2 separate regions of the Homo sapiens genome follow, and region 1 is linked to region 2. Evidence: chromatin contacts called from ENCODE Hi-C or POLR2A ChIA-PET data. All regions are on one chromosome and are shown on one strand. Each heading gives the region's core, a stretch centred on a gene start or an enhancer-like site at or near the end of the contact. The rest is flanking DNA. Distances are from core to core; before and after follow the strand shown.

Region 1 (4,008 bases), core at 950-3,449, 70 kb after region 2:
AATTCAAAATGGATCACAGACTTAAACATTTGGAGACATCATTTTTTAAAACGAAAAACATTCCATCCTCTTCTCACATGCTTCTATGCCTGTGTCTTACAGAGTCCTTTTGAAAAATCCTTTTAGTCCTTCAGTATTGGATTTGGACCGCACACCTCTGGGAAGCTCTCACTGGTCCTTTGGTGAAGCTACCTTGGTTGCTTTTCCATCTTATGGGCTCTAGTCCTTACATGATCTGTCCTCTGTGCACATGCAGAGAGATCTCTGGTCTCTCTTCCTGTTCTTATAAGGACGGTAGTTCTGTCAGATTTTGGTCCCATTCACGTGACCTCACTTAACCTTAAATACCTCATTAAAGAGCCTATATCCACATGCCGTTGCATTGCATTGAAGTTTAGGACTTCAACCTGAATGGGACAGGGGAGCACAGGGCAGTTCAGAACAAAGTGTATTAACTTCTTAATCAATAGTGATTGAAGTGTACAGTTCTTCAGCTTTGTTTCTCTAGTGGCATGAGATTTTGTGGAAATTACTCTGTGACTCTGGCATTTGTTGGACGTTTCGGTTTTCAGTGCTATTTACAAGATTTGAATGTTTTGTTTGCTGCCTTGTACATTTTATTAGGAACTTGGAAGAGGTTTGTAGGCACAGGTTTTCCCTTCACACCTTTTTTTCAAATGCAGTACTAATATGGACAGGGAAACTTTTTTTTTTTTTAATTAAAACAAAAAATAGTTAAAAGGCTTCATGGTCAACTGACAGTAAATAAGCTAGTAGACATTTATGTAATATTCTTTCATTGTGGACAGGCTTATATTAATAACAGTACTTTGGGAGGTCGAGGTGGGCGGATCACTTGAGGTCAGGAGTTCAAGACCAGCCTGACCAATATGGTAAAACCCTGTATCTACAAAAAATACAAATACTAGCTGGGCGTGGTGCCGCATGCCTATAATCCCAGCTACTTGGGAGGCTGAGGCAGGAGAACCGCTTGAACTGGGAGGCGGAGGGTGCAGTGAGTTGAGATCACACTACTGCACTCCAGCCTAGGTGACAGAGTGAGACTACACACACACACACACACACACACACACACCCACACCCCTATACACGTGTAAAGGCTACTCATTCGTGTCTCTGCTTTCCTTCTCCTTGTTCGTTGTTGGTATTATTAATTCCATATTATTTCAGTCACTTGGCCTCAAAATCAGTTATTTTGGATGACTTCCTCTGTTTTGCTCCTCAGTGGGGAATGACATTGATTTCACTTCTTTAGTACCCTACCTGTCCCACTGATCTTAGGAGAAAGTCATCATTACCTGTCTCACATAACCTCCTCCCAGGCTTCACTGCTTTCACTTGTACTGAAATCAAGCTTGTCTTACCCAGAGCTCTGGACAGATCTGATTTTACCTTTTAAAGCTTGATATTATCTTGATTCCAACCCTGGTTGATCTAGACATTTTTTTAGATTACCTTCTTACTACATGTACCAACTTATATGACTCGTGATATTTGTTTTTATCCCTTGCATCATCAAATAGTGATCTTTTTGGAAATGGGAATAATGTATTTCTTGTATACCTGCTGCTTGCTTCCACAATGTCTCAAATATGTATGCTCCAGGGCTGGGCACAGTGGTTTGCTCACAACTGTAATCTTAGCATTTGAAGAGGCTGAGGTGGGAGGATCGCTTGAGACCAGGAGTTCAAGACCAGCCTGGGCAACATAGTGAGACCTCATCTCTACAAAAAATTAAAAAATAACCAGGCATGGTGGCTCACACCCATAGTCCCAGCTACTTGAGAGTCTGAGGCAGGAAGATTGCTTGAACCCAGGAGTTGGAGGTTGCAGTGAGCTATGATTGTACCACTGCACTCCAGCCTAAGGAACAGAGCAAGACCCTGTCTCAAAACAAAACAAAGGAACAACACTCCAGGATGCATTCCCTTACCCATCCTTCTTTATTCAGAGCAGGGATATGCTTGCATAGGCAGACAGCCCCCATTTTTTAGGAGTCTGTTTTATCTGTTTCCTAGCATTATATATTATTGTATTAATGTTATTTGAAGGAGTCTGATGGATTTGAAAATGAAAGCATTAGTGGTTCTCCCTGTAGAGTTTTCAGAGTTAATGAATCATAGGTTTATTTCACTGGGCTTTAGTAAAAACCCAAAGCACTGCCAAAACACTGAAATGCTCTGATGCGAATTTCCTGCGTCATGCAGTTACCAGTAGGAGTATTCATGGTTACGAAACACATGGTTTCTCTTAAAAATGATGCCTTGGTGGTTTGTTTCTGTGCTTTGACAATTTTATTCAAATTGTGATTTGTTTACTTGTCATAGTCCATGCTCCGAGGGAGAGGAGGTTGTTACAAACACACATTCTATGGAATTGAGAGCCATCGCTGCATGGAAACCACCCCGAGCTTGGCGTGTGCTAATAAATGTGTCTTCTGTTGGCGGTAAGTAAAAATGAAAGGTCATGGTGATCGAATATGTAATGAGCTGTGGTAATCAATCTGCCCAGCTCACACTCAGACTTACCTAAGAGCTCTGCTGTCTTGGTGATTAATCTTTTCAACTGTGAATGTTAGTGTATAAAAATTTTGTAGACAAATATTTTTGTTTCTCTTGGACAAACACTGTGAGGAATTGCTGGATTTGTAAACATCCATTTGGACAGTTTGTCTTTTTTAACTGGTGAGTTTAGTTTGTCTTATTTATAGTGATTATCGATAAATAGTGATACATTAGTGATAAAAGTTTATTTTTATTCTATCCTTTTGTGCTTTCTGTTTATCTTGCTCTCCTACATTGTTTTCTTTTTTTTCTATCTATGACTAATTTTATGCTAAGGTGTCAGCTTGGGTGTCTTTTTATTGGAGGCTTTTCAGTTTATCTTGCTGGAAATACAAGCAGTGAATGTTGTTTTTCAGCTGGTTACAGCCCATTGTATGCAGAATTGAGTCTTTTACAACAATTGGGAATAGTTTAAGTGAAAGAAAATGGCTAAATTGCACAATTCTGTCTCTCTCTTTTTGGGGGCAGTGGTGCTTGCTACTAACCCATTTCTTTTTCTTTTCTTTTTTTTTTTTTTGAGATGGAGTTTCGCTCTTGTTGCCCAGGGTGGAGGGCAATGGCGTCATCTTGGCTCACTGCAACCTCTGCCTCCCAGGTTCAAGTGATTCTCCTGTCTCAGCCTCCCAAGTAGCTGGGACTACAGGTGCGCACCACCATGCCCAGCTAATTTTTGTATTTTTAGTAGAGATGGGGTTTCACCATGTTGGCCAGGCTGATTTTGAACTCCTGACCTCAGGTGATCCGCCCGCCTTGGCCTCCCAAAGTGCTGGGATTACAGGCGTGAGCCACCGCACCCAGCCTACTAACCCATTTCTTTCCTTCACTTAGAACTGCTTACTCTTCAACTCCTAGTTCTCTATGCCAACTCACATCTCCATAGCAGCTCATGTTGTTGTGGTCACTAATGACTTCCTTACTATCAGATCTAATAGAAGCTACTTAATTCTTATCTTAGTTGAACTCCAGTGAAGCATGCTAGGAAAGAAGGGGGAGGCCACTCCTTCTGTTGGATTCAGAGATACCAGTCTCTTCTAGTACCCCACCCACCCTTGTCAGTTTCTTTTCAGTTTCCCCTGTTAGCTCTTCTTTCTGCTTCTGTCCTTCAGCTGTCTTTTATGACTCTGTGTTATGATGGTAGGAGAAGTAAACCATTTCCGTGGCTTCATTTATCTGTAGTTTGACACCTTTAAATACTTCATCTCCAGTCTCAGTCTCTTTTCTGAGTTTTCCTTCTCCATTTCCAATTTCCTGTTGCATATCTTCTCTTGGATCATCCGCAGTCATTTCAAGCTTAATGTATTTATCATGGAATTTATTAGGCTTGTGTTAACTTGTTCTGTTTTGGGTAATGGCACTATTAGCCATCTAATGGCCCAGACTGGACATTTCTTCTCTTTTTCTCAAACCCACTGTATCCATTTGC
Region 2 (3,970 bases), core at 281-2,780:
AGCCGACGACCTTGTTTTTGTAGCAGGCGATTTCGAAGCGCTTCCCGGCACGCTTCATCCGTACCACGGCCACATTGGTTAGGCGGATCTGGTTGGTGGGGGTGAAGATCGACATCGCGGCTGTTCAAAGACCCAGAAGCCGGCGAACCAGGGCTGACCCGCGCCGTCCAGCCTGAAGGCCACCAGCGCCTCGCGGTAACGACCGATCGGCGCGCGGCACTGACCCAACCACCAGTGCGCGGCGCCGCGACTCACTAGCTTCAGGCAGCCGTCACAGTGTGTCTGGCAGGCTTACTTACTGCGCAGGCGTCAGGTGGAGCAGAAGCCGGGAGGGGAAAAGTGAGCGATGACGCCTGCGTATTGTGGCTTTTTACGCCATCTTTCCACGCCCAAAAAGGGAGGTGCTTTTCCTTGGCGTATTTACTTTCGCCAATGAGCTGAGAGCTCTGACAGGATGCTCGCGGATGTTTAGTGACCGGGTTAAAACACAGCGTTGGCACCACCTCGTTCCGCGGAATTCAAGGGCCAGACCCACTTTATAATATAAATATTTTTTATAATAGAATTATTTTATAATAAATATTTTTATTTACTCACCCTTTTATAATAGAAATATTTTAACATAAAATGTAGACAAAAAAGTGTAATGAACCTTCTATGTACCCATCACCCCGCTATCAACATTTTGCCATCCTTGTTTTATTCTTTTTTCATTTTTTTGTTGCTTTTTTATTTACAGTTTTTTTTTTAAGTCAGTCTCACTCTGTCACCCAGGCTGGAGTGCAGTGGCAGGGTCATGGCCCCACTGCAGCTTCGACCTCCTGGGTTCGAGCGATCTTCCAGCGTTAGCTTCCCAAGTAGCTGGGACTACAGGTGTGAGCGGCCACGCCAAGCTAATTTAATTAAATAAATAATTAAAAAAAATTTTTTGTACAGACGAGGTCTCACTATGTTGCTCAGGCTGGTCTCGAACTCCTGGGCTCAAGCGATCCTCCCGCTTCGGCTTCCCAAGTGCTGGGATTACAGGTTTGAGTCACAGCGCCCGGCCGGTTGGGGGTATTTTAAAGAAACCATCATATGGTTTCAGCATTAAATACTTCAGCCTATAGCCCTTAACAGATACACGCGACGAGATTAACTACAATTCCTTAATATCATCTAATAGCGAGTCCATCCTCGGGTTTCCCAAAAATAATGCCTTTCTACAGTCGGTTTATTTCAGTTAAGATCCAAACAGGCCCACATAGCATTTCCCCCGCTCCCCGCTCCTTTCCTCTTTTAATTTTCCCATGCCAATCATTTCTCTCTGGGCCCGCCTTTTCCCAGTCTGAGCCAATCCAAATGGAGGCGGAAGCGCTCCGCCTTCATCGCCTGGAACTCTGGGAGGTGCTTATTTCTGGGCACGCCCCCTTTCCCCTCTGAGCCAATCGGAGCAGGGCCGAGAGCGCACCGGGCACTGGCTTCCTTTCCCGGAGCTCTGGGCTTTCCTCTGGGCCCACCTCTTCGTCCTCTGAACCAATCAGGACCGGCCTGGCAGTGTCATGGCTGCCCACAGGTCTGCAGGCACTCGGTACGCCGCTAACGCGGCGAGGTAGCTCGGTGCGTCTCGCGGTACCAGTGCGAATCATCGGGCTATCCAGGTCCGAGATCCTAGTCTCCTGTCGGCTCTGAGGAGGATGGGTAAGGGCACTCGGCGGGCAAGGACCCTGGGGCGGCAGGGGAGGTAAACGTTTTACTGAGACCCTCTCCGGGCGGAGTGGCGTCCTCGGTCCCTTTCCTTCGGAGACTGTTGCACTTGACAGCACCGGCTAGTCGCCGCTGAGAGCAAGGAGGACTGATCCCTACTTTTGACCTGGCTTTTGCCTTTTGAGGCTAGGGGGTTAGACAGAAAACTACCCCTCCCACTTTACCTACGTGTATTAGGACTTTTGCACCTGTAAAGCCTAAATTTCAGGCCTCGACTTTTGAAATTGCTCCCAGGTTGAACGTTTGAAGCCAGGTCCCTGCATATCTCTCTTAAAAAAAAAAAAATGAGGTGTAAGGTCAGTTACTTGAGAATCTTTTACAAGTTTAACCGTGAGCCTTTGAAAGTACAGTTAGTAAAAAGAGTGCTTTTACTACTTAAGCTTTTTTTATGGAGCAAGCACAACAAAACAAAATTAATTTCACATGAAGTATTTTTACTTTGTGTTCCTTCTCTTGCTTCTAAATGCTCATTTCGAAGTGAAGATACAATTTTATATTCTGTTTTTTCTTTGAGTTAGTGTTAACAGTGTGATAATTTTATTACGTTACTACATAGTGTGTTATTTTTATTACAGTTGTTCCCCACCCCCCCGCCCCCGAGATGGAGCCTTGCTCTGTCGCCCAGGCTGGAGTGCGGTGGCGCAATCTTGGCTCACTGCAACTTCTCCCTCCCAGGTTCAAACAGTTCTCCTGCCTCAGCCCCCCGAGTAGCTGGGATTACAGGTGCGCGCCACCACGCCCGGCTAATTTTTGTATTTTTAGTAGAGGCGGGGTTTCACCATGTTGGCCAGGCTGGTCTCGAACTCCTGACCTCAGGTGATCTGCCCGCCTCAGCCACCCAAAGTGCTGGAATTACAGGCATGAGCCATCGTGCCCGGCCAACAGTTGATTTTTAAATTAGATTTCTTAGCTGGGTTGTTGAATGTAAGGTTGGTTTTATTTTCTTCTTAAAATTGGGATGGATATCTTTGTATATGTAGCTTTAAATGAAATTGTGTGTGTCATTTTAAATTTAGATCCTTCTGCGGATACATGGGACCTCTTCTCACCTTTAATATCATTATGGATAAACAGGTTTTACATTTATTTGGGCTTTGCTGTTAGCATTAGCCTTTGGATTTGTGTCCAGATTGTCATCAAGACGCAGGTAAGTGGAGTTATTTTTTTTTTAATGGAGTATTTAGGCATCAGATTTTATAGAGGATTTAAATACTAAAAGGAACCTTTAATTACTTTTGTGTTTGGTCTTTAGACATTTTAATGAAATGCCTAAAATAAATTTCTTCTCTAAGTTTTTGGAGACTAAGTTATCTTGGATTAAGTTCTTTACTTTTTCTTTGATAGGTGTGTCTCATTTTTAAGATACAGGAAGATTTTTGTAATGAAAAGTGAACCTTTTATATGAAAAACAAATTTGTTTTATACCTTTAAGGGTCAGTAGTCCTCTCTTTCCATTAATTAAGGATCAGAAAATAAGTTCCTACTATTATTCTACTAAAATACCTTATAGGATAAAAGTATGTAAAGTTTTTTCTTGGAGGGAAAGGAAATCATGAGCCTTAAAAATGTGGGTCCTGCCTATTAAAGGACCTTATTATACCAAGGGGCTAATATTTGAGGAATACAACCAGAAAGATTAAGAGAAAAATACAGTGTGTCAGATTAAGAGAAAAATAAAATGTGTCAGTATCTGTGCTAATTTTCATCCCTGCTGAAGTTGGGAAACGATTTAGACTTGATGGATTTTGTGTAATTATTTGTCTTCAAGGGCAAGAACTTACAGGAAAAATCTGTTCCAAAAGCAGCTCAGGATTTGATGACAAATGGTTATGTCTCCCTTCAAGAGAAAGACATCTTTGTGTCTGGAGTGAAGATTTTTTATGGTTCTCAGACTGGAACAGCGAAGGTAAGAAATTTATATGATGCTTTTCCTTTGGTTTCCTGACATTTTAAGAAAATCCCTTTAGCAGTGAACTTTAGCAGTGAACTGTCCTTTAGCAGTGAACTGAATTGGTCATCTAACCTTCTTTATTCTTTCTCCCAGCCTTTTCCCCTCAAATATTTTTCCATTCTGTGACGGTAGGCAGGTTTCATCTCCTGTGCCCAGTTAGAGCTGATTGGTGGTGTCTGATGGTCAGTGTCTTGAGGGGGCCTTTGTTCTGAAGTTTGCTTCTGCCTCAGCAGGCTAGAGAAAGTTGTGAGTCCATTATCGATGCCCATGGGT

What was found. Hi-C counts contacts between places; a loop is a spot of excess contacts on that map. ChIA-PET counts read pairs that join two places held with the same protein, here RNA polymerase II (POLR2A). Pooled maps may share reads with other maps.
Region 1: a loop to region 2 is called in a pooled map, with 4 times the contacts of the local background. The contact joins the enhancer-like site here to the promoter of TYW1 in region 2. A Hi-C loop is called at or near these places in 2 of 50 pooled maps. POLR2A ChIA-PET finds 5 or more read pairs at or near these places in 3 of 52 experiments (AG04449, Panc1 and T-cell).

What each region holds. Positions count from the first base shown.
Region 1 is chr7:67,064,937-67,068,944 of GRCh38, forward strand. It overlaps TYW1 (tRNA-yW synthesizing protein 1 homolog), which reads left to right. Exons shown (of 16, transcript NM_018264.4): 10 at 2,349-2,467. Among named protein-coding and RNA genes, the nearest start is that of MIR4650-1, 47 kb to the right of the region's middle. Within about 2 kb of position 2,200, at least 5 of the 41 ENCODE cell types and tissues checked have a DNase peak (open chromatin) inside an H3K27ac peak, as active enhancers do.
Region 2 is chr7:66,995,303-66,999,272 of GRCh38, forward strand. TYW1 (tRNA-yW synthesizing protein 1 homolog) reads left to right here and starts at 1,531. Exons shown (of 16, transcript NM_018264.4): 1 at 1,531-1,680; 2 at 2,763-2,893; 3 at 3,515-3,652. The coding sequence starts at 1,677. It overlaps SBDS (SBDS ribosome maturation factor), which reads right to left and starts at 284. Exons shown (of 5, transcript NM_016038.4): 1 at 1-284. The coding sequence starts at 115. RefSeq lists a silencer at 1,282-1,401.